Linked DNA regions of Homo sapiens: region 1 is linked to region 2. The links are chromatin loops, found by intact Hi-C in ENCODE. Cell type or tissue: heart right ventricle. All regions are shown on one strand. Links, peaks and the distances in the headings refer to the core of each region. The heading gives the core; the rest is flanking DNA. Region 1 holds the start of PLN (phospholamban). Region 2 holds the start of LOC124901387 (a long non-coding RNA gene).

The links. Peaks named below come from ENCODE experiments on the same cell type or tissue, not always from the same donor. Only the 100,000 strongest peaks of a DNase experiment are listed, where the experiment ranks them.
Region 1: a loop joins it to region 2, with 2.3 times the contacts of the local background. A loop is called at or near these places in 2 of 110 quality-filtered maps.

What each region holds. Positions count from the first base shown.
Region 1 is chr6:118,548,111-118,557,909 of GRCh38, reverse strand. The region is part of intron 3 of CEP85L (centrosomal protein 85L); the gene reads left to right. It overlaps PLN (phospholamban), which reads right to left and starts at 9,614. Exons shown (of 2, transcript NM_002667.5): 1 at 9,518-9,614. In heart right ventricle, for the core only: a CTCF peak has its summit at 6,639; no DNase peak of the experiment used is centred there; H3K4me3 peaks cover 8,000 bases; H3K27ac peaks cover 8,000 bases.
Region 2 is chr6:118,299,670-118,317,053 of GRCh38, reverse strand. It overlaps SLC35F1 (solute carrier family 35 member F1), which reads right to left. Exons shown (of 8, transcript NM_001029858.4): 8 at 1-3,026. The coding sequence ends at 2,802. LOC124901387 (a long non-coding RNA gene) reads left to right here and starts at 6,587. Exons shown (of 2, transcript XR_007059723.1): 1 at 6,587-6,806; 2 at 13,738-16,414. In heart right ventricle, for the core only: a CTCF peak has its summit at 8,000; a DNase peak (open chromatin) is centred at 9,283; H3K27ac peaks cover 6,874 bases.

The sequences.
Region 1 (9,799 bases), core at 1,800-9,799, 240 kb before region 2:
TGGTCTATTAAAAACATGGAATCATGTTTGAGAAATGAAAATTGTCAGGAGCACATCCAGCTCCATGCAGATCAAAAACAATTCAAATACGGTGGGATCTCTGAGTGCTTTTGTGCCATAGCGTTTATTGTCATGCATTTGTATGATCACCGTAGACTTTACCAATTTTTATTCGATAATAATTTGTATTCATCCATTCATTCATTTTTCAACCCTCTTATTCTGGTTTGGGGTGCTGGTGGCTGGAGCCAATCCCAGCAGCTCAAGGAGGGAGGAACCCACCTTGGATAGGAGGCCACTCCATCACAGGATACACTCATGTACACACTCACACTCAACCCAGGACAACTTAAACATGCCAGTGAACCTAATGTGCACTGTTTTGGGATATGGGAGGAAACCAGAGTCCCACAGATGTGGGGAGAATATGCAAGCCCCACACATACTTAAATGTTATAACAAAATGACATAGAAATGATGTTATTTGAGGACCTGCTGTATTTGGTTTAAGGTACAGCTTGTTTTGGGTTATTCTTTTGGGTAAAAGTTCTAACATATAGTTTCTTTAAATCTGTTACTCTGTAGATGTAATTGGTTTGATCAGTCACTGTATTAATAGCTCCAGAGCCAATCTCATAAAAAGGAAATGCATACAACAAATTGTTCCCTGGATCTTAATTTTAATCTAAAATAAAATAGTGTTAAATGGGAAGTGTTTTACCAAAAATATAGATTCAAATTGTTATTCCTTTTTATGATTTTATAGTTTTATAGAATGTTATCTTAAGTAACATTTTAATAAGATTTGATGTTAAGTACTGAAGACTGTCAAGCTTGGAACACATAGTAATTATTATTATCTCACTACCACAGACATATCCTATTTACAGACTTCTACTTAATAGTAGTAGTTTCCATCATGCCTTCTTTCAGAGATCCCACAAGCTATTGCTGCCTGTGGGGCCTATACTTTGATGATTAATAAAATAAGAATTTACATGTCATTACAGAAAAATTATATATAGACTGAAAATTAACTGTATTAACTGTCCAGAGATAATCGTTATTAACACTTGGGGACATTTTGTTTTCAATCAGTATACTTATGTGTCAATTTTGAAATAAGAAAAATGAAAAACGGAGAAAAAAAGTCAGTAATTAACTGCCAGACATAGTGACTGTTAACATTTGTTGATATATTATTGTTAATCAACATATTACTACCTTACCCCAGGTGTCAGATTTTATTTTCTCCTAAGTCCTTTTATACATCCCATAAAAGCCCATCTCAACCTGTTAGCCCATTCCTGAGAGAGGAAAGTGCTGAAGGGAGCAGAAGGAAGTGCTGAAAGAATGGCAAAGGGGAAGGTAAGTATCAGGCATGACTAGTTAGAACCCGGCATTTACTTTGGCAAAGAAACCATATGGTTTATGGTGTTTAGATTCTGTAGTGTTCAACTTGGGTCTATTATATTCTGAATTATATAGTAGACTGGGCATTTTTGGCTTGAGACTCTGTCCCCCTTCATAATATTGGTCTGTAGCAAGGAGTTCCAAACACTCAACTTCTATCAAATTTTCTTTCCTTAAAGAGTTATTAACTACCTGTATTTTTCTAGCATATATTCTTCATTGTCTAAACAGGTGGCTAAAGGCTGTTATTTAGGTTGTCTATAACACTTCTACTTAGAAAATAGCAGCTTATAAAAGCAGAACTACCATTCGACCCAACAATCCCATTACTGGGTATATATCCAGAGGAGTGTAAATCTTTCTGCCGTAAAGACATACACCCATGAATATTCATTGCAGCACTATTCACAATAGCAAAGACATGAACCGGCCTAAGTGCTCATCAGTGACAGACTGGATAAAGAAAATGTGGTACATATACACCATGCAATACTATGCAGCCATAAAAAAGAATGATATCATGTCTTTTGCGGGAACATGGATGGAGCTGGAGGTCATTATCCCTAGCAAACTAACATAGGAAAAGAAAACCAAATACCACAGGTTCTCACTTACAGGTGGGAGCAAGATGATAAGAACTTATGAACACAAAGAAGGAAACAACAGACGCTGGGGTCTACTTGAGCGGGGAGGATGGGAGGAGGCAGAGGAGCAGAAAACTGTTGGGTACTGGGCTTAATAACGGGATGATGAAGTAATACATACAACAAGCTCCCCATGACATGTGTTTACCTGTGTAACAAACCTTCACACATACCCCCAAACTTAAAACAAAAGTTAAAAATAAGGGACATAGCAGCTTAAACTTGACATATATTTAATGACTTTTGTTTGAATTCTTCAGGTAAAATATAAATAGATTTTCTTTTGTTCTTTATTGAGATTCATCCTTTAAGTTGCTTATGTTGATATTTGCTTATGTTGATATTTGCTTATTGTAGATCTAGTGGATTGGAAAATTATGGGAAGATTTTATTTATATTTGAGTAGTCACTTTTTTTTTTTTTTTTTGAGACAGTCTTGCTGTGTTGCCCAGGCTGGAGTGCAGTGGCACGATCTCGGCTCACTGCAAGCTCCACCTCCCGGGTTCACGCCATTCTCCTGCCTTAGCCTCCCGAGTAGCTGGGACTACAGGTGCCCGCCACCATGCCTAATTTTTTTGTGTTTTTAGTAGAGACGGGGTTTCACCATGTTAGCCAGGATGGTCTCGATCTCCCGACCTCGTGATCCACCCGCCTCGGCCTCCCAAAGTGCTGGGATTGCAGGCGTGAGCCACTGCACCTGGCCGAGTAGTCACCTTTTATGAAGATGTGTAGCAGAATACAGTTAAGAAAGGAATAATAATTAGACTTGGTAATTCCTATTTGAACATATGGTTTTGTGAGGTTTTTGGGCTTAAGTGGTCTTAAAAGGTCAGAAATTTTAAAAATTATTTTGAGACAAAACATGGGAAAGGAGGGAGTTGGCCAGGAGTTTATCATGAAGCATATACAGGAGTCATCCCCTACGTTGACACTGGTAAGTTGTACTTCAGTCACATGAAACATGTCACCTTTCCATAAATACTCCATTCCCTTTTGTGATTTTGTTCTTTGCACATGTTGTTCTATCTCTGCCTGGAATGTGTTCTCCACCTTTTGATTGTCTGCCATGCAAGCTTCAGTTGATTCTTAAGGTTCAGTTTAAATATCACTTCCTAGTGAAACCTTTCATTAGTTATTAAGGTGGAATTGGTTGTCACCTCTACTGGTTTTTAATAGGGCTTTAGTGTTATCTATATGAGGATATCTGTCAGATTATAGCACAATTTCAATTTACATGTTTGTATCCCCAGCTAGACTGATAGTTTCTGAAGTAAAGAAACTGTGTGTTTATTTAGTATCCTAGTACTTAGTGCATAATTGGTATGCTTCAATAAATCACTAAAGTTAAATAAGGGATTTTTATGACTAAAACTATTAGAAAATTGTTAATTAAAAATAATGCTGTGGGCAGGGCATGGTGGCTCACATCTATAATTCCAACACTTTGGAAGGCCTAGGCGGGACGAATGTTTGAGCCCAGGAGTTCGAGACCAGCTTGGGCAACATAATGAGACCCCATCTCATTTTTAATTAATTAATTGTTTTTATGAATGGATGAATGAATGACTGACAGGGTCTTGCTCTGTCACCCAGGCTGGAGTGCAGTTGTGCAATCGTGGCTCACTGCACCTCAACTTCCCAGGCTCTAGCGATCTCCCTGCCTCAGCCTCCTGAGTAGCTGAGACCACAGGTGTGCGCCACCATGCCTGGCTAATTTTTGTATTTTTGGTAGGGACAGGGTTTCACTGTGCTGCACAGGCTGGTCTCAAACTCCTGAGCTCAGGTAATTCCTGGGATTACAAGTGTGAATGACCATGCCTGGCCCTCATTTTTAATAATAAGTTAAACAATTTTAAAAATAATGCTGTGATTGACAGATTAACTAGTTCTAATAACAATTTGTTAGTTGGACATGTAAGCTCTAATATTTTCCTCAAGTCTCTTTCTATCACAGGTGAGAAAAATGAGGCTTAGAGGATTCACCTAAATTAATGGTTACCTGATTAACACAGTATTAACCTGAACTAGGCTTTGTATAAATGGGTTTTTAGTATTTGTGAAATACAGAGATATGCCCTAAAGAGATGAGCTCTTTACTGTTTAAAGCATAGTTAACATACTTTAAAGATGATCTTATAATCCTACAACAGCTAACTGTTATTGAAAAAGAAGAGTTTGTTTCTGGAAACAAATTGGGTGTAAAGGAGATGACCAAAAATAGTATCCTGTTTCTTGTCAGATTTAGAAATATGCCATAATCCTAAAGTTATTTGTAACTACTTTATGATTTTATGCCTAAACTTAAATCTGCTTTACACGCTAAAATGTTAATGATATACATTTAATTTATTGGGCTCAATTTTTTACAGTTATCATCTGAAATGTGTGGAATCCTAGTTCTACTGAATACCAACATTTGTATGATGATAATTAGGCCAGATTTTATCCATAGAAGATGGGGCTTCCTGTCATACATTGAGAATTGAAAACCTTTGTTGTGGGAACAGCAGAATCCTATTTTTGGAGTTGTCTGTGACCTTTACTACATTATAATTTATGGCATGGTTGTCAGATGTTTATCATTCTCTTCTCTGCACTGACAACCACTGTATGAGTTTCCTTTTTTTTTTTTTTTTTAATTTCTTAACAGCTAAGCTGTTTAATAGAGTACTTTTTCGATGGAAAGCATACAAAAATAGTTTAGTTTTATTTTCATGTTATCTGATCTTTTTAGAGCATTCTGTTAGTCTAATCATAAATAGTTTTGGGATTTTCTGAACTTGTATATGGCCTAAACAACCATGGAAACTGAAGCTGCTCTCCACCCTTTTATTAAAAGAATGACAATATATATAAATTGGTTGTTTTGACACAAGAGTGGTATTCATTTATAGATGAATTTTAAAATCAAATTGTCTTCTAGGCCCTAGAATCAAGAGTATTGAAAACATGAAAGGTGCTTGTTAGGAGTTTGGGTGTAGAAATGCCAGACTCCTGTCTCTTGAGTTACATGTCAGAGGCAGGAAAGTATCCACAGAGTATCTTATGTCTGTGGATCCATGATTACTCTACTTTTTAGGGGAATGAGAAGAATAAAAATAAAGAATTCTTTACTATTCTTTGTGGGATTTATAAATCCTTTGGTTGTCGTCCTTTCCTCAAGAAAAGTAACGCTGGAAATTAAAAAAAAAATCAAGTTCAAGATGGTATTCTGGTTTTTTTTTTGAGGTGGAAGAAGGAAATAGAAAAGCCATTAGGCAACTCTAATCTTTTGACTAATGTCATATACCATGTTAGGCAACATGTTTGGTGGAAGCTACTATATATCAACTCCTTCAGGAGTCCTTACTTTGTCTGCAGTGAGTCCTGTTTTAGCAATGTAATATCAGATGCATTCTTGTGCGGAAGGAACCTCAATAGTCTTCTGAAAACTTTTGGTGGCCTGCTTTATGACTTGCTAGACAATTGATACTTTAATGATGTTGTATATGCTGAGCATTAATCTCCATCTATACTTTAAGTATGTTCACTTCTTGCAGAACTTCTCAAACTTCAGTATTTTTGGTGGTATTCCTTTTGCTGAAATAATAAATTCCTGGGATTCTTTATGTTTGTAGAATTTAGAATTTTGCTTTTCTCCTTTTAATTTTGTTTATTCTTTTAGTAAACATGGGAGTACTGAAGAAATACTTTATTAAATTGAATTCAAGTAATATCTAAGGCTACAGTCTGATATACTCTAGGATGTTTTTTCCATCTAATTGGTTTAGAAGATTAGAATTTTCTATAGATTGAATAAACAGGACTTGTCTATATTTGGATTGTTTGGAATTTTATTTTTCTACTACTTTCTGACATTTCCACTGATAAGCCATAAGTGAATGTGCATATACCCTTTTTTGGACTTGTGGTAATAAATTAGGACAGTTCATCATTAGATTTACGATGAATCTGTTGGCTTACAAAAGTTCACTCCAGTGGAGTCATTTTCCTTTTGAGATTGCCTAATACTAAACTTGGACATTCTATTTGAAGTTACTTTGTGGTAGCAACATTCCAGAGCTTTGTTGGTCCAGACTGGCTGTTTGAAAGAATCTTCAAGCTGCTTCTGTCTGGTTATGAAAATAATTGTATATGCATAAAAATCAATATATTCTCATTCCTAAATTGACCCATAATGAAGTGCTTCTCATGTTAAAGCTCTGTCTTGAGGAGAATTCATTAAACAACAGCACAGAGATATTTTTCTCTCTAAAACTGACAATTTAGCTTATTGCTGTTGCTATATTGTCTGTAGGTTTGCCTTCATTATTGTTTTTTAAATATTGAAACAATGCTTTACAAGTGTATTTACAAGTAAAATATTCTTCTTAACCCTGTAGGAGTTGGAAATTCAGAATCTTTTCTGGGGGAAGAGAATATGGGGAGGTAGTATTGAGAAAGTCTTAAGGATTTAAAATGAATGCCACTTAATAAATATACCCCCTATTAATGTGAGTGAGTTAGTCAACCTTTTTTTTTGTGCGGGGGTTGGGGGTTGAAAACTAAAGATGGAGTACCTTTTCAAAGGCACTAGAGGTCCTCAGTTGACTATGAGTATGCTGTACATCCAGGCTTCATTTTCATGTGTTTATTTGGTAACACATGCTTCAGAATTACTCTGGGTAAGAACTTTGAAATTGTACAAAGAGACTACTTGATTCTAGGGAACCTAGAATAAAGTATCGAAATGTGATTTTTGTGAAAGTTTTGAGGAGATGTTAACTTGGATTTTAGGTATCAGATGAATTGAAGGCATGAGTATTTTAGCAATGAAACAAATAAAAGGAAACTTTGATTGATTGGGGTGTGTTATTTTTTTTAAAGTCTGTGCAGTTAGTTTGAATTTTGCCTTCCAGGAGGTATTGCTTAATAACTAAGGGCATCTGTAATTTTCGTATATTTCTGGTTTTGAAAATGATCAGTAGAATATAATTTAGACTATTAAGAATGTAATGCTATGCATAAATTGAATTTAAATGGAGTGGAATGGCTTTTAATTAAAATAGAAGTTTGTATTCTCTGAATTTGCCTTTTGCCTTTTAGAATATCATTTACAGTATTTGGGGGCTTTCAAATTTTGTTTGTCAGTGTCATGGTTTACTTTAAGCCATGCTGATCAGTATATAGAGGATGTGCATGTGGCTTAGTGACAAAACCTAAACTTCTGCCAAGGTTTCCCTGTTTTCTTAGTTCTGTGATCTTGAGCAGTTCACCTTTTTGCATCTTTCCTAAATTGTAGAATAGGGATGCAGTATCAAATATATAATTAAGAGGACCAAATGAAATATTTGTGTACACGAGTATATTAGGAAATTGCTCTTTAAGAATAAAAAAGAAGTGTTCATTGGCCCTCCTCATTTCTGGGATTGGTAATATATTGTCTAATTTGGAGAGGTAACTAGACTTTAGGTTTTTTAATTAAAAATTTAATATATTACATAATTTAGTGTACATGTGTAATGAGTACATTAAAACATTAAAATACATTAAAATTTTCTGAAACTATTGTATTTATGCAATATTTTATTATTTCTTAATCTCACTAATTAAAGATATGATTATATACCCAAATGTGATCATTTTCCTTTATGCCTACTAAAATACAAATAAAATGGATTTGATATTTGAGTTTTAGGAAATGATAGTGCTGTCACGCCTTTTAGTAAAGCAAGTACTCTGGCTCTTTCATGCGTTTTTAAAACTTAATGCTTCTTAATTTAAACATCTTTCATATTTTTTCCATTTGATTTCATCTAACACTTTTTTTAGCACTTACTTTGAAACCACATGTCTTCATAAACAAAGATAATACTTAACTTGCACCTTAAGGTATAGATGAACTAGTTGGGACACAATGTATGGTACTACCACATTATATTTGAAATTTTAGCAGTCTCTGTAACTGTAATTTCTGTTAACTGAGACATACTAGTGAGCTAAGGGTAAGTTTAATATAATTTCTGCTCTATCCAGAAGTATGTGTACTTTTTAGAGTAATATGTGATATAGCAAAATTCTGATACAATAAAATAACTCGTGAACACCCAATTTGAAGTGTGAGAATGTAATTTGATAGATATTTGAATAAAAATGCACAAATAACATAAGACACCTACACTGAATGACTTTTATGTACTATCAAAGGAAAAATATGAGTATAGAGATATGGAGACACAATTAGGATACCTCAGTGGTAGACAAAAATTATGTTTTTTTATGTCTTAAGGAAAGCTGCTTACAGAGTTACAAAGTTCTTATTTGTAGTGAGCAATAGAATTAACATTTGTCATAGGAATTGAGAATTTTAGAGATAAATTTTATTTTAACATATATATGAAATATGAAAATCAAAATAAATAAAATATATGTAATTTTCTGTATGCCCTGACAGAGATCTAAGAATGAGGAAACGTTTCATTTACTAAATTGAGGATTGTAACATAAAGAATAGGGTAGAATTCAAACAGAAGTCATAAAATTGATTGTGGCATCTCCATTCCTGGCATTTATTTTATTTTTTCCTTTCTTTCTAAATCCGAGAGAGGAAATGGAGTACCACTGGAGGATAATAACTTGACAAAACTATAGGCATTAATAGGCAGAAATCCATTTAATCAAATTTGTGTGAAAATAAGATAGTTAAGAATATTCGTGTGTCAAAATAACTTTTTAAAGTATCAAATTATTCTCTAACGTCAGATTTTTTGTGTTTGTGAACATTGTTTTAAAATTTCTAAACTTCTTTATGATACAATATTGAATTTAATATCAGTAACTCAATTTATTAATAGCATGGAATTTTTTTAGAAATGTTTGTTAAAAGTTGACTGGACTTTAGAGGGGAAACATCCTCAAGGGCACTTTAAAAGTAGCTTGTATTATATATTCTGAAACTCCATTTCATTATTCACTGTATGAAATTATGATAATATTGGAATAGGCATGCTGATAATGTGCATGTTGTAGTCAAATGACTATTCATATTAGTTCAGATGTAAATAGCTCAGTTCTGCACTGTTTCTCAGCAGAGCAATAAATAACAAAATTAAGTCATTGTTTTTGCATGGAGAAATTAACCACTACTACCAAATATGGTAACATAATTGGAAGATTTTTTAATTGGCAGAAATTCACATTTGAAAAGCAAAATAAAAGTGAAAGATAAATTTAAATGACAAACCAGTAACCAGGATCAAAGATGAATATGACCTTTTTCATTTCAAAGTTGTCTCATTTTTCCTGTCACTAAATGGATAAGCATTTATAAATTTAAGCACTTTGTCATGTCATTTTATTGCCTAAGATTGAACTGATATTCATAAAATTAACTCATTTTAAAAGTTCAGATTATAGAAATTATAGGAATTAAGAATTATAGAAAGTAAGAATTACCAAAGTCAGCGAAATCTGTTTCTTACCTTGGCAGCTGTGATCATCACAGTATAGAGTATTGTGTTGTATGAAGTCTTACGGGTGTTTAGCTGGGGAGTTTTCTGACTCTGTCACCCAGTTTATGGGAACAGTTGCAGTAGGTGGAGGAGAAAAAGTGTTCTAGGGAGGTCTTATGATGTCACATAGGAATTCTGAAGTTTCGATTGGTTAGCCACAGTCTCAGTCTTATCACAACCAAACTTTAGAACTTCTTACTTTAGGTATGGAAAAGTCATTAACACTTTGTGCTTCATCTTTTGTTTTTAATT
Region 2 (17,384 bases), core at 4,544-12,543:
TGTCTACTGAGGTTATGAAATCTCAGAAACTAAAACAGCTAAAGTTAATGTTGTCCTACTCCCATTTCCCGCCCCATTCCCAAAGGATCAGTGTTTTTTACACAGAAAAAGAATTTGTTCTTTGCGATTTTTTTTTTCCTGGAGGGTCAGTCTGGAACTCCTGATCTTGAACAATTCAATATATTATCAACCTTTCTAAATGGAGACAAACCAACACATTGAGGTCACCCAGGGACATGAAAGTCTGAGTACAAGGACACCGAATGATAAAGGGTATACGGCAAATTCATCTTAACATTCACACTTGGTTTCCATACAATGGAGTCAATTAAAATATCCTATAAAATAATTCAGATGGCAACCTTTAGCCATCTGTTGATTGCAAACTTTTTGGAAATTTATATTTTTAAAAAACTCCAGTCTACTGAGTGGACTTGGAGATAATTTCATCCACTTGCTTCTCATAAGACTTTACTAAGTGTCTACAAATTAATGTCATAAAAATGAATCAAAGATGAAAACATCTGGCTTAAAATAAATACTAAAAATGCAATAAATCAAGCAAATTATTCAAACCAAAGGAATGTAAACACAAAAATAAAACCACAGTCTTTAAAGGTCTTCGGATCTGAATGGACAAAATATTCAGAGAAAGGTATTTAATTGGTTTAAAAGGTAGCAGAGAGAAGATGTTGGCAAAGTTGTTTTGATTTGATAGAGCTTTAACGCTGATATTTTCCCCATGGAAAATAAAACATGTTTCCTAGGGGGCTGAACTGAGATGACCATTACATCCGAATATCAGAGAAGATAATTTTTCTTCTCTATCTCCAAGGGTAGGTCCACTTACCCGTTATAGAAGGCAGGCAAAAAGGCCATGTGGGTGCTGACAGACAGTGTGGGATGCTTTTGCCTGCCAGATTTAGGCCTTGTACAGGCACTCTGGGATCAGTCCTTCTACTGTAGTCTGTCCTTTTACTTTCCAGAGACCCCACTGGTGTTTTGCTTTGCTTGCTTATGTAACACATGTTGATTTGAATTGCCCAATGTCTCATAAACATGTATTTTTCCCCTATAAACCCTGTAACTCCATTGAGGATCTTTTTGAATGGTATTGAAGTCAGTCAAACTAAAAGAGTACATCACATACTGACACATAGAATCTATTCTAAATAATAGAGGTCTGTGGTGTTTCTTAATTTCCTGTGTTTGAAAAAAGGGCTATTTTAAGGGCAACAGATTAGACTAGTGACATATCACTCAAGGTCTTATCAGGATCCTGCAGTATTCTCTGGGTCCATAAGAATGTCGTGTCGGCCGGGCGCAGTGGCTCACGCCTGTAATCCCAGCACTTCGGGAGGCCAAGGTGGGCGGATCACGAGGTCAGGAGATCGAGACCATCCTGGCTAACACGGTGAAACCCCATCTCTACTAAAAATACAAAAAATTAGCTGGGCGTCGTGGCAGGTGCCTGTAGTCCCAGCTACTCGGGAGGCTGAGGCAGGAGAATGGTGTGAATCCCGGAGGCGGAGGTTGCAGTGAGCTGAGATCGTGCCACCGCACTCCAGCCTGGGCGACAGAGTGAGACTCCGTCTCAAAAAAAAAAAAAAAAAAAAAAAAGAATGTCGTGTCAATATATCTGTTATTGAATGGATGCCAAATATGACCAAAATGCCAGACTTTTTCAATGATGACATTGTTACCACTGCAAAGTGGCCAAATCAATTAAGCCATTTTCAAAGACTGCTCCACATCAGCACCTTGACTTTGTTAGGAGGTGGCACAACCAATGATTTTCCACAATAAAGGTAATTTCCATGCTGGTGTATTTTTAAAAAGGTGTCACAGAATTAAAAGGGCAGAGGACCATGGCTTTTTCCAGTGCCTTGATTAATTTCCATATTATCACTAAGGAAATCTGGAAAAAAAATAAAAGATAGTTTTTGAAGAGAGGCTACAGGGAGGAGCAGAAAGATTTTATAATTATATATTGTCCTAAACACAAATGATATTATTTCTGGGGGCTCCCAAAAGCCACAGTAATGGAACAGTCCTTATCCTGTTATTACAGGGACTTGATTAGCAGAATCACGTGGCACAACAGAAAGGCAATGGCCTGGAGTAATCAGAGATCGAAATATAAAAAGGCTAAAATGTTTCTTTTATATCTATTCCTAGAATAGAGAAGTATATGGTCAGTTGCCCCTCCCCACAAAGGTCACAGCACAAAATACTTATTGAGCAGGCAATCCAACAGGTAACAGAGGAAACCATTAACCACCAGGTCCCTAGGAAAAGGAAACTTCTCAGGGGTGGAGCTCCTGTGGCATGCATCACTCATATAGTCTGTGCAAAAAAATAAAGTATGACTCTTAAAAAGTGAATTGCCATAGAAAAGTGGGGTTTATGTTGACTACATGTGGGTCTGGCAATAGTTTCCATCAGGAGTACAAAACATCCTCCTGAAAGTTGGTGTAATAACAGTAACAGCAATAATAATAATACAAATCATAATAACAATAATACTTGCTTTTGATTCAAAAATTTTCACAGTAATGAATGCAGGGGAGTTGTGATCAGGATACACGTTAGCTAGGCATCCTTCCAAGTCAGGTGGATTAGAGCCTGTGTCTCCAGTGATGTTGAGCTTGTTCCTTTCACAAGCTTTTGGAGGATTTGCTACCTTGCAGTCCACCTGTGTAAACTGCACCTAGTAAATACCTTTCTCTATGTACAATACAGAGATGATGGGCAAAAACATGGCCAATGAGTTGGCCTCAGTTGGCAGGGCGGGCCTCACCCTAGGCCACACGAACATGAGGCTCCTCTTCGGTCTCCTGGCCCAGGCTGGTGTAGGTGACTGAGGGTTCCACCTGAGCTGTGGTCGGTAAGTCCACAACAGGTCCTGAAGGATTGCGGAACTGCTTATACACTCGGGGGTCCTGGGCTATGTAGGTGGAGGTGGAGGAGTAGAGCACCAGCCCAATGAGGATGGTGAAGAAAGACAGGAGATAAAGTCCTGAAAACTAAAAAAACACAACAGTAAAGTCATTTGACAGCCAGGGCAGAACCACTGACACATTAATGAGGCACACAGAAACATGAGCAGAGCTGCTTCTTCTCAGAACAGGCAGCATGATGAGTTGGCCAACACCGTTGATGGAGAATGAATTTTCTCATCATAAACTGGCTTGGTCCTATTGATTCTCCTTATCTTTCCTAGACCCTGTGGCTAACACAGAGGAACACTTAGCTAATCATCTCTAAAGTGCCAATCTGAGGATCTGGTATGGTGCGAGAACTAGTTAAGCACAAATTAAAATGCATCAAGTTAAAAGCAAAAAATCTCCAGTATCAGTCAATAAAAAGTTGGTTGTTTGTGGCTTCATTAAACCTAGAGAAATACAGATATCCCCTTTAGGGTTGTAATGAAGCCATAAACAATGAACCGCTCACTGACAGCTGCATCAGGGCACTCTCATTTCACCTTAATCCAATTCAGACACTATTTGTCTTCCTAAGAGGAATTGTTACTGACTTTGGTAAATATCTTTGCAAGATTAGATTATCCTTGAACAGAAAGAAATAGTACAACATTCCATTCCTGCCCCACTAATCTGTAAACAAAACCAAGCAGGACTGTATATACAACATTCTGCTTCCTAATCTACTTGCTTGACAATTCATAGAGTTTGCGGGGAGAGGGAGAGAAAATACTGGTTTACACAAGTCGCAAGAATTTACATATGTTTTTGGAAAATTATGACTCCTGGACCTTCTTGAATAGTTACACTGGAAGTAGTTACTTCAGTAGTTACTGGGGAAAGAGTATGGTAACAATATGAGTATTGCCATTTCTGGTGTTTCGTTCATTCATTCCTTCATTCACTCCTTCACTAAATGAATAGTTTCTTATATGCCTTCTCTATATCAGACATTGAACTATGCACTGGAGAAAGAGAAATGAAAAATATGTTGATGCCTACCATTTAGGACTTAATTGTCTCAGTGGCCGAACAGGTACAGATAGACAAAAACAACACAATGCACTTACAGCATGCCAAATCTCATTTCAGTCAATAGTTAATATCCCAGTCTTGACCACATCCTGCGTCCATGGGGAAAAAAGGATCAATTTTATTGTCCTTAATGCTAATACTGAAAGAACTAAAAACTGCTAAAAAGACAAAAATTAATTGGAAGTTGGAAGAAAGGAAAACAGGAAAATGACCCAGAGATTCTATGAAGTAAGTTACAAGGCTATAGTACAAAGCTAAAAGATGGCTCTAACTGTAGTTCAATAATAGGAAAGGGAGTCTTGAAAATGGCTCATAAAAAAAGGTATCCCTGCGGCTAAACGTCCCTGCTACAGCGTTTTTTTCTTTCTTTCTTTTTGCAGTAGTGAGGGAGCTAAGACTAAAGATGCTTTTCTGATTTTCTTTCTAGAGCACTCCACACCCTGTCCCTCAATTCCTTTATTTTTCACATTGAAACCATATGATAACCCTACTTCAGATGGATTTATGTACTAGACTCAGCTTGTAACAGCTTCACTTAATTAACTTGACATAATTCACTTTTCCCAATGAAAATGAATGTGCCTCATTCTTTGATTCATAAATTTGTAAAATAAAATGGTATAAAAAGAAGACCACTAACAGTACAGTTGTGTATGATCTCAGAAAACCTATTTACACTCAAACTTGCTTCCTGAAATTCTACATTCAGGAGCTTCACCCTTTACCTTAAACTTCGGTGAATGAAATAGGTCTGTTCCTAACATTACCATCATTTCAAATATTTTATTAATTACTTTCACTTTCAAAACTCCACCCATACGTCTCTAGTTTCAAGCAAAGCATCTTAGGTGTGAACCTGCCTCTACTACAGCATATGGAGGTAGAGAGATGAAGAATGAGCGCTTTATAGTTATCACTGCATTCTAACCACCAAGCTGGCTTCAAATCTCAGCTCTGCCACATTCTAGCTGCAATTCTGGACACATTTCTTAACCTTTCCAGGTCCAGGCTTCCTTCTCAGTAAAGCACACCTACTATAGGGTGGTTAAAATATTAAATTAGATAAGGCATGTAGAACACTTATAGTTCCTATCTTGCTGTAAACATTCAATTCACATTAGCTTCATTCTTATTATTGTTTTTGTTATTACTATAGCACTTATTTTATCATAGTAATACTGATATATTTTATAATAATCTGATATAGTCATTGATTACATTTTCTTTTTTTCTTTTTTTTCTTGAGACAGGGTTTCACCTCTGTCACCCTAGGCTGGATGCAGTGGCACAATCATGGTTTACCGCAGCATCAATCTTCCAGAATCATGTGATCCTCCCACCTCAGCTTCCCAAGTAGCTGGAACTACAGGCGCCTGCCACCATGCGTGGCTAATTTTTGTATTTTTTGTAGAGACAAGAATTTTGCCATGTTGCTCAGGCTGGTCTCGAATTCTTGGGCTTAAGCCATCCACCTGCCTTGGCCTCCCAAAGTGTTAGGATTACAGGCGTGGGCCATCGCGCCTGGCCTAAATTGTCTTTTTTCAATAGTCTCCTGATTATGAGGTTGTGTTTTGTCTGACCAATGTCAAGTACAGAGCCTGGCACCATGTAGACATCTACTAAGTATTATCTGCTATTTTTTTTTTATCTTGAATGAATAATGGGGAAGTTTCAGACTAAAGAAAGAAACATAATAAAAAATCAGCCTGTACCAGTGGAGTAGTTCAAACTTTTTAGCTTTAAACTAGATAATGCAGTGCCTTTCTACTACATAAAATGCTCAACAAAAACCCATTAAGAAGGAAGTCATAGTATGAATCTACAATCATTGACTCCAAAAATCATCTTCAAACCTGGGGTCATTCAGAGGAGTATGATAGGACAATGAATTGGAAGAGACAATGAAGAAAGCTAGAGTCTGGATAGAAGACTCAGGGCTGCTGATCAGTGGATTGGCATTGGAGATGTCATAAACTTGGGGTGGGCAGGATTTGGCAATTGAAATAATGTAGTGGTAGAGACAGGAAAGGATTGGATACAGAGTATCCAGGTAGAAGGATTGGATTCCTCTCCATTTATGATTTTAGACTTGATCAATATGACAAAGAATATACTGTTAAATTTTGTAAATCTAATGCCCTCGCTATTGTAATGTACTGCTTAAAGGATCATCCCTTTTTTGGACATGGAACCATCAGGTTGAGCGAGAAATTCCTTACAGAATTGTTTTCTTGGGACACAGCTTTAGCATAATAACACATAGTTTATTTTTAATGCACTTCTATTTAATTCATATGGAATTCAGTCAAAAAATAGCTCCAAAGATAGATAGCATGGGATTTTATATGGTGGAAGTATCTTGGAAGTCACCCAAGAGGCTTTATTAATAAATGGTAGAGAAAGTTTTCATTTTAAATACAAGTCCAAAAAGACAGCAGTCAAGCAAGCATTATGATTAATCAGGATAAATGCTGAATGTTATAAATGTTGACAGAAAGGTTTTATTTTTTTAAAAAAAAAGTAAAAAAAGTTTTATTTTTCCTTCTTTTTAGTTTAATTAAGAAAAAGAAAATTGAATCAGGGCTAATAGAATGATCCCCTATTCTGGATGGTGCACTTATCTTGTAGAACATTCATTTAAAAAACCAATCAACCAGACAAAAGTATTGTACAATCTAGGCTACTTACTAACTGCAAAGAAATACTTATTTCTATCTCCCCAAGGAAAGACATCAGGAACTTCTCTGGAATGCTATATGAGGACTGAAAGCTGTCTCTGAGTTACAGGTAAGGGAAGCTCAGGCAGAAGGTGGCTGTCTCCATTGGAGAGCAGGGGCTGCTTGCTGTCCAAAGTGTACTTGGAGGTCTTCTCCTTTGCAAACTGTAGCCATCAGAATATGCTGTTTGTTCTGTGCCGCAGACATAGTTTTTCCTGCATTTTATCTAACTGGAAGCTCTAAGAATCTGAGAAAGGATACATCCTATATTAACAGGATCATACTGCAGACACTGCTTACTTTGCTGCTGTCTTTTTCTACCTTCATGAATCTCTTTGAGAACACAGGTCAGAAGGCACTCACTGCACATAATGAAAATCCCCGAGTGCTGCTTAAAACAATCTGACTGAGACACAAGCTATTATACAGGACGAGGTGGCTTGGAGGATGGATAATAAGCCTGTACAAAGCTCTTTAACTTCCAGACAGAGTTAAACCTAGCTCTTAGAAAGCTGGCCTGTCAGTTTGATTGCTATTTGGTTGATGTGGCATTCAGCACATCACAGACCAAATTTTCATTTTATTTTTGGCATTTAACTTCTAAGTTGAATTTTAACAAACTAATGACTTCAATGGACTTAAATCTATACAAGTAGAAAACCATGTGGTTTGAAAGTCATTTCAAAGTACATTTATAAATACATCAACTAGACTATGTGAAGAAGAGGGCAATGCTTCAAGGGCAACTTTCTTTTTCTAGCTTGACTGAAAACATGGCAGAGGTCAGCAGAGGAGAACATGGGTGATCCCTAGAGAGGCACAAAGTGGACTCTGGGTTTCAGCTCTACTTTTATTGAATGCATGTACCAAGTACTTCTATATGGTGGGCCTGGTTTTTTCCTTTTTCCCTGGGAAGTGTACCTTAAAGAGTCCCTTTAAGCATATGTCTCTGTGTAATACAGCTTTTAAAGGCTCCTAGCCTGGTGTGGTAATGCATGCCTGTAGTCCTAGCTACTCAGGAGGCTGAGGCAGGAGTTTGAGGCTGCAGTGAGCTATGGTCCTGCCACTACACTACACCTGGGTAAGCTGTCTCTTAAAAAAAAATACACACACGCACACACACACACACACACACACACACACACACATCTACAGGCCCCTTCTGGTGACCTGATACCATCTGCCTTCTGAAATTGCATTCGTATAATGAATGCTTGTTTTCCTTGAGCACTGTGAGTAGCCTGAGAGAACACTGCCCCTGATGGCTTCTCATGTACCACACATGAGCTAAGGCCAATGCTTTCAAGCCCTCAGATGTTCCCAAGGCTATCTATGATGAGTGGAGGAAGCAAACACCAAATATTTCACACCGTAGCTCAAGGGTGCTATTATTGTTAAACTTCAAAAGACATGTTACCTTTTGGGGCTCTATTGGATATAAGCCTGCCATTGAAACAGATGTACTACTTGGAAACATGATAATGGCAAGAGTTGAAACTGGTCCATGAACTGCATAAGGGGCTGCACAGAAATGAATACAAGGATATTTCTAAGTGTTATTAGACATGACTTCTGATGAAAAGGTATTTCGCATATATGAAGGATATGTGGCCATCAGGTGACCATAATAACCATGTCCTTTCTAGTTGTTATTCAGTTTATTTTAAAAAGACACAGATGTAATTAAACTTTCCCATATTTTTAACTCTTTGGCAGAAAACATCTATAAGGGTAGAGTCTTGGAATCTGCAAATTTAACAGTTGCTTCAAAATCAATGCAACCATGGGTAAGCAGGAAAATACCTGGCAGTGATTGGCCATTCTCAAGGTTATGTAGCACAGCCCAGAAAATGTGGGTTTCGGAGCTAGTAGGGAGAATTTCCATGTAGAGCGACTGGTCTGTTAATTTCAACAGGCACATTATTCCTGGGAAAAATGAGACTTTTAATTAAGTTTGTGAAAACTGTACTGCTTATTCTTTGCCATGTAAGACAAAGTGTCCTTTACTTCCCTACTCTGTGAAATAAAACGCACACATGAAAATAAATCAACTTGCACGCTAACCATAACTTCTAGATCAAGAAGGAATAAATGAGCCCAATTCTGTTTAAATTGGAAGAAGATTACCAGTTTGGCAGTCCTGGGTACCAGAGTAGTTTTAAAGATCCATCAGTGACTAAATGAAAGTAACGTGAATTAAGAGTAAATCATTCATTCAATGTAATGCTGCTATAGTGAAGAATAACTAAAAGGGGAGTCCCACTTTATATGTGAATTAAAGGGTGGACCTTTCGGCAACTGTCTTCGAAGAAATGAAGCCAACCCTCTGCGTGTCCTTATAGGGAGGGAGAGGACAATTCAGCATTGACAATACAGCTCAACTCTTGGCAGTCCTGTGCTTCTCAGAGGGCTGAGGATCATACCTGGAGCTTGGGTACAATTGCTTGGTGCAGGACGAAAGGATGTTGGTTAGTGCTGAGCGTGCTGTAAGCTGTGGCCTGTAACGGTAAGACCCTGGGACGAAAAGCTCTGCCAGGTCCTGATCTATTGCCACTGGGCCCGAGCCAATTGCTATTCAGGCCAAGACAACTAGACGAACCTGGCTCCATGGAAAAACGAACACAAACAAGTTGATGCCTGACCTCCTAATTTTGGCTCTGCACTAGACCAACAAGATCATTTTTATTATTATGAAGTGCATTAAAAATGCAAAAGTTCGGCTTCTGAGTTTACTGAACTGGAAATAAATTGCCAGAAGAGACCAGAGCTTTTTCAGATACTTTCAAACTCCTCAATTATTGCTCTGTCTCCTTTCTCATGTCCCTTATTTCTCCTCTTTTTCTTTTTTTCCTTATTTCCTTTTCTGTTAGGAAAAAAAAAGGACTAAATCTTTCTGGTTAAATATTGTGATATTTTGCTCTTCTAGGTCATTCAATGCAAAATATTAAACATGGGAAAGCTACAGAATCTACTGACAAATACCAAAATCAGTTGTCTTTAGAGAGTAAGAATAATGACCCCCACAAACCCCTGCCTCTCCTTCTTTCTCCAATTTGAGAATTTGAATCTCAATTCATGTTAATTTAATCAAGACAAAAATAAACAAACGAGTGCCTTAGTCAGAATGCCAAATGGATTCTGTATTCGTATCAGAAAACCAAATCATTGCTAAGATTTAAATACTTGGGAAATGATTTATTCTCCAAGCATTGTGTTGTTAAAGCAAAGAGAAGTAGCAACCATGGCCCTTGGCCTCTGTGTGCCTACACTATCACCCAGGGCAAGGCTGTGCTCTGAGCTGCTATCCCAGTTTGGTTTATGAGGCCTTCTGTTTAGTTTGCAAAACCAATTCATTTGGCAGTATAATTTGTGCAGCCAATCACATCTAAGGCCAATAAGAGCTCTTTTATAGGCAAATATCTTCCCCTGTGGGTAATTTCACACATGAATACAGCAATCGGGAGCTAAAAATGGATTTCTGCCATTATCTTCTATATGACAAACAGACAGTTTCACTTGGTCTGATGAACTGATAGAAATCCTTGTTCACACAGATTTCTATTTTCTGCATTCCAATAAAAAAGAGAGGCCGTAATAGCCAAGCCAGAAGTGGAACAGAGGGGCTTACTCTGTGGGAATGTTTAATTATAGGCTCAGTTACAACAAAGGCCATTCAATGGCTCATTTATGTCACCTTCCCATGCATCGTTCTTATTATCAGTAGTCAAAAAGACATTACATTTGTGTGGGAGGCACACTGAGCAGTGGCCTTCATTCCGTTTGGACTTTTGCATCACAAGACATCTACTTTCCCTCTGCAAAACACAGAGGTACATGCTGGGCTACAGCAATTTTGTAAGAGACTGAATTTTAAAGCCAGGGAAAAATACTGAGTTTGTAGAAGTGGTAGTGTAGCAGCTCAACAGATCCCAGAGACTTCTGCCCCATTACAATGGAATCAAGGGGTGGAAATGGAAATGTCATCATTTTCTATTAGCCCTGTTAGCCACTAGCAAAATTTATGCTTCCTGTCACTGCAACCTTTGCTCTGTTGATCTTAAAAATTTAAGGTCAGAGAGAAGAACGCTTCTGCCGGAAGACAGAACAAAGGTTCCATGCACTGAAAGTTAAGGCTGCCACCTGGCCATTTTGGGCTCCTCATGCTTCTGAAACAATAGGCAAAGAAGGGAGTTTAGTTCTGGCTGTGTGGCTGAACTTAATTACCGAGGGGAAACTGGACTATTACTTTACCAGGGAAGTAAGGAAGAGCCTGTCTGGCATACAGGAGGAGGTCCTTTAGGGCATCTCTTAGGATTATCATGACCTATGATAAAAGTCAATAGAAACTACAATAAATCAATCCAGGCAGTACTATTAGTGTACTTGACCCTTCAGAAATGAAGGTTTAGAGTCACTCCACGAGGTAAATAACCATGACCAGGGAATACAGAAACCACAGTGGAAGAACATACCAGCTGCAACCATGTGACCAGTTACAGAAACGAGGACCGTAATTGTCATAAATAGTTCTTCCTTGTTATGAACACACTTCTGTGTGTGTATATATAGCAAATATATTTGTTTTCTTCCTACCCTTGTCTCTTTATTATATAACACAAGATAACATTATATAATATTGACTTTATATCATAATATTAAAGGATATGAAGGAAAAGGGTGAACATCATCATCTAAGGACTTTGCATCTGCTTGTAAGGCAAGGGTTAGTGTGTTTTCTAATTGTATGCAGGATAGTCATATCATGTTAGGCAAAAATAGCACCTTATTATTATTGTCTTTATTTAGATATTAAGTATTATTTAAAAGACATGTGAAATTGATGCCAAGTTGAAAAGGGATGGACTTGTGATGGTTAATTTTATGAGTCAACTTGGCTGGGACACAGTACCTAGGTATTGGACAAAACAGATGTTTCTGTGAAGGTATTTTAAAAATGAGATTGACATTTAAGTCAGTAGACTTTGAGTAAAACAGATCACTTTCCATAATGTGGGTGGGGTGAGCCTCACCCAATCAGTTGAAGGTCTTGAAAAAAAAGACTGAGGGCCCCCCAGGAAGAGGAAACTGTACCTCCAGATTGCCTTCAGACAACTTTTTTCCTGGATTTCTATCCCGCTGGGTCTTCCTTGTAGATTTTGGACTTGTCAGCCCTCAATGGCCTGAATCAATTCCTTAAAATCAATCAATCTCTCTTTCTCTCTGAACACACACACACACACACACACACACACACACACACACACACACATTCCTGTTGATTCTGTTTCTCTGCTAATATAATGACAATCTGTGACACTAAAGATCTTTGACTGTGATGTAAACTTGTAACAATTTCTCTCTGTGTAAGTTTTAGAAGTGCAATGTTTAATGATATTTTTCAGGGAATATCAAGTGGTGTTTCATGATATGAGCTCTAGAATCAAAATCATGGGATTTACATGCCTGTTTGCCTCTTCCTTGCTGTGTCTTGGACAAGTTCCCTACATCTCCAAGCCTCAGGCCACTCATCAGTTAACTAAGGACAATAATAGCACCTGCTATATGAAATCATTGTGAGCATCGAATGAGATGAGATATAAAACTCTTGGTATAGTGCTTGCCACATACTAAATGTTAAACAAATGTCAGTGATTGTTATCCTTACATCACGAAGAGTAAATTCTAAAGCCAAGATTGGTATAAAAATCTTCCTCAGATGCCTTTCTGAAAAGTTCACCACAAATCAATTTGAATTGCAAATGCATTTATGGAACTGGCTATTTAAAAAAAGAACAGAACAATCAACCCATCTGGAATAGAAGGCATTTTCATCAGTGCAAATAATCAACCTCTGGCTTATAGACTCCATGTTTGGACCTGTTTATTTCAAGATTTCTTTTCCTTCTTTCTTTCTTCTTCTTTTCTTTTCTTCTTCTTTTTTTTTTTTTTAAGAGATGAAGTCTTACTATGTTGCCCAAGCTGGAATGCAGTGGCTATTCACAAGTGAGATCATCACACACTATAGCCTCAAACTCTTGTTCTCAAGCAGTCCTGCCTCAGCTTCCCAAGTGAGATATTTTTAATAATGCATAATTACATAAGTCACAGGAATCCTCATAATTTTCTATTCTGTTTACATTGTTTATCAATTTTGAGCAACTACTCTGCATTGGCACAAATCATGTTTGAGCACCCATGAGCATATATGAGTAACTCTAGCAATTCACTTTACTTCCTTGGTGTGGTAGGCTGAAAAATAGTCCACCAAAAGACATCCACATCTTAATCCCTGGAGCCTATACACATTACAATATTTGGAAAAAGAGTGTTTGCAGATGTGCTTAAATTGAGTATCTTGAGATGAGAGATTATCCTTGATGCTATGGACTACATTGTGTCTCTCCAAAATTCATATGTTGAAGCCTAACCCCTAATATGGTTGTACTTGGAGACAGGGCCTTTAAGGAAGTAATTAAGGTTAAATGAAATCATAAGGGTGGGACCATGGTCCAATAGGATTGGTGTCCTTTTAAGCAGAGACACCAGAGAGCTTGCTCTCTCTTATTCTAAGAAAACAATATTCAGGAAAGCATAATGAGTAACAACTCTAAATTAGGTATGATCATCTTAGCAAACAAAGCTGTAGTCTACTGCTTCCGAAGTATTTTTGTATATATCATTTCATTTTTAAAACACCAACCCCTCAGAGAAGCATAGAGTACCACGATAAGCATAGAGTACCATGATAAGCATCTTGATGCTAAGGAAGGTGGAGGTGTGAGGAGGTTTAGTAGGTACTACTAGGAGGTTTAGCAGTACACCTAGGTCTCAGATCTTGTAGTGACAGCTTACACAGTGCCCAAAGGCCTTGGCCCTTGGCCCAATTCTCTTCCCTCTCTCCTAATTACTTTGTTAGCTGCATTACAAAGTAGTAATTCTTTTTGTTTCTTCCATTCCCTATACTCAAGCTTCTAAGGGCAATCTATCTTTCTTTTGCATAGGGGAAGGACTCAACTTTAATTCAACTTCTGTTGGAACACCCTTAATGGATTATTGATAAACTTGGAAGCTGTTCTTTTTCAATTTATAGCAATGAACAATCATCAGGAAATACTATCATGGCTGTGGGAAGGAGGAAACCCCTTGACAAAATGAAAAATGAGCTCCCTTGCATCAGTATTGGAATTCTATATTTCTTTCTCTTTCATGTACCTGGTGGTGGCAAGAAAGACAAAAAAATGAAATAAGTAGATGAGTAAGTTATTTGTAAAGAATATTATGAAATGGCAGCTGTCAAAAAAGAAATCATATTATGGGTTTAATGTTTTTTTTTTTTTCTAAATAAGCTGTTTGTTTCCTGATAAACAGTTGCTACCTTCTCGCAAATAGCCTTCAATATTCACCTTTAAATTCCAGAGTATCATGGAGAAGTATGGGCACTGGGCTCAAAGTATTCCATACTAAAACTTAACAATGTCATTATTATTGAATTTTCACAGTACTGTATATTCCTTGAAATCCATGGGGTAGTAGGAAAAAATGTAACTGAGACATTCAATAACATTGCTAGTTTCTTTTTCCTTTTTAAAATTAAACTTTATACCTATTAATATCATAAAAATTAAATTGTCTAATGTCTTAAGACTTGAAAACAAAGTGAACTTTGAGTTATGCTATTATTATGTAAGCAAATTTTTGCCCTCAAAATCTAGAGGTGTCCCCTAAGTTTGACATTCATGAACCAATATATTCATAACCATCTATATGTGTCTATGTATTTTTGAGGAAGATGGGCATGGTGAGACATCACCAAGCTGTAAAAAGACCTGTAACTTGAAAAGGACTTCTTTGTTGTAAAATTAGCCTGTGTGTATACCAGTCTCTTTTCTCTGGATATATGATTCTGGGAAAAGTTAATTTGATAATATTATTGTTACTTCCTGAAATGGTTCCTCCTGGGGTGCACTATATGTGTGAAATCAGTTTAGAATGCTCTCCCTGTCTCCCATGCGTTTCCTTCCCAAATAGTTGACTGTTCTTTATAAGCTACTGCTTTAACATTCCTTCTCTCACACATCTTAGCTCAGGGCTACTGGTTTGCATTGGTACCCACTCATTCCTCGTAAGTAGTGAAAACCATAAACTATTAAACTGAAGATATTTCACAGCATTGTGTGTATGCTACAGATATCCTTATAACAAAACTAATAGATACGGCGTTAGATGCCACCAAGAACTCAAATAGGGGGCAGACACTTCACTTAAAACTGGGTAGAAATAATTACAATTGGCTTTGAAAACAAGTTTGCACATTTGAAGTGCAAAGAAATTTGTAACATTTTGTGTATAGCTTCAACCTTTAAGCAGCTTTATTAATGACACACTTTGTTGAGGAAATGGTTGTTTCCTGGTGCCAAAGACTAAAGAAAAGCTTGCAAGGACAGTTACAGTCTACATCAAGGGTCAGAAAACTAACAAATCTGGCATCTACCTGGTTTTGTGAATAAAGTTTTATTGGAACTCAGCCATGTCCACGGCAGTTGTGTAGTTGTGATGGAGACCGTATGGCCTGCAAAGCCTAAAATATTTATAATCTGCCCCTTCATGGAAAAGTTTGCTGACTGCTGGCCTACCAATATATCTATATCTATAGCTACCAATATAGATGCCTAAACATTGTATGTGATAATGACTAATTTCACAATTTAATGTGGGATGATATGAAAAATAAATCTAAATATTAGCTATAATATTAAAATTTATTTTTTCTACAAATAAATTTCTTACCAAATGTTAAGCCTTTAATGTGAGTTCCATTCCTTCATACCCCCCCTTAACACTGCATACAGTTATGATGGTATTGAACTCATTTTCTGATTTCCATGTTCCCTTGAGATGTTCCCTAAGCAATCTATCAATTCAATCAAAGAATGAATCAAAACAGTGGCTCACTATTGTGTGGGATCTGAATTTTTGTTTTTCAGCTGGTTTCATCAACTTGAGACATAGAGTTGACATTTATCAAAAGCTTTCTGGCTTCCAACATGAAAATTTCTAGATAATGTTCAGCCTAGAAAGTGGAAGATTAAACTTCAATGTTTCCTGTGAAAATAAACCTTCATTAAAAAAATAATTACCAAACACCTACTGTGCCAGGCTCTGCAGTAAGCATCAGAGACACAGCACCCAGCAGAGAAGGAGCCCTATGAGGTCTCTGTCATCCTGGAACTTAGTCCTGACCTCCAACATAAAGCCAGTCCTTTCATTTAAAGATGGAATTGGTTGGAACACAAAGGAAACACCAGTACAATTCATAACTACGGAAACCTCCACAGAGCAATGGAACACAGCTACATTCCTGCACCTGGAATGTCTGGTTTCATGAGCATCCAGAAGGAAGCGGGTGTGAAACTGATCACCAACATGTACATTCTAATTAAATTCAGTCACATTGCTAAAGCTGAGGACTCACAGAATGGTTATAATGTACTTATTTAAAAAATAAAATTTTATTCTAAAATAATTCAAATGAGAAGGAAACCAGGCATATGACTGTAAGTTAGTACTTAGCAATCTAATGAGTGAAGAGTTCTTAAATATAACAATAGTCAAAACAGAAACAATGAAAAACTTAGACTTTTTTGTTCATATTTGTCAATTAAAACTGATCATAAACCATTTTAATCTTCTAACCAGTGTCTGTTATAATTTTGTCCATTTTTTCAATGGCAAAGATTCCTATTTAGAGTTCCTTCTTATTCAAGGGGATTGCTAGCTTTGTTTTCAAACTGAAAATAACTTTATTGTTTTGTGATTATAAAAATGGGTAAAAGTAACAAATGTTCATATAGTGTTTTAGCAATACATAAGTTCTGCAATACTTAAAAGTGTGAAGAACATGAAATACAAGTATAGCCATCACTCAGTATCCATGGGGAATTGGTTCCAGAATCTTCCTTGGATACCAAAATTTGTAGATGCTCAAGTCCCTCATATAACATGGTGTAGTATTTGCATATGACTTCCTGTATACTTTAAATCGGCTCTAGATTACATATAATACCCACTACGATATACCCACTACAATACAGATGCTATCTAAATAGTTGTTATTTTGTATTCTTTAGGGAATAATGACAAGAAAAAAAATGGTCTGTATAAGGTTCAGTACAGATGTAATTTTTTCCCCTTAATTATTTTCAATCCATGGTTGGTTGAATCCATGGATATGGAACCCATGGATACAGAGGGCTGATTGTACTAACAATTCTACTAGCCTTAATAACAGCATTATTTGTTGAATATTCACTGTGCTGGATATTGCAGTAAATGATTTACATGTACTATTTCATTTATGCCTCACAATTAATGAGAGAAGTACTATTATGACCCCCCTTTGGTGGGAAAACTATAGTTTAGAGATGTAACTTTTGCACGAGGCTGTGTAACTGGTTGTTTCAGGGATTCTTAACCAGGGGTCCCTGTATAGAATTCGTGGGGTCTGTGAGCCTGGATGAGAAACCTGGACCTTATTTTCACTGACCTCTAACTGACATTTAGCAATTCTTCAATTGCAAATGTAGGCATTGAGCTTCAGTGGTATTAGAAGCACTTTAGCCTTTTCCACCAACATAAATCATACACAGTG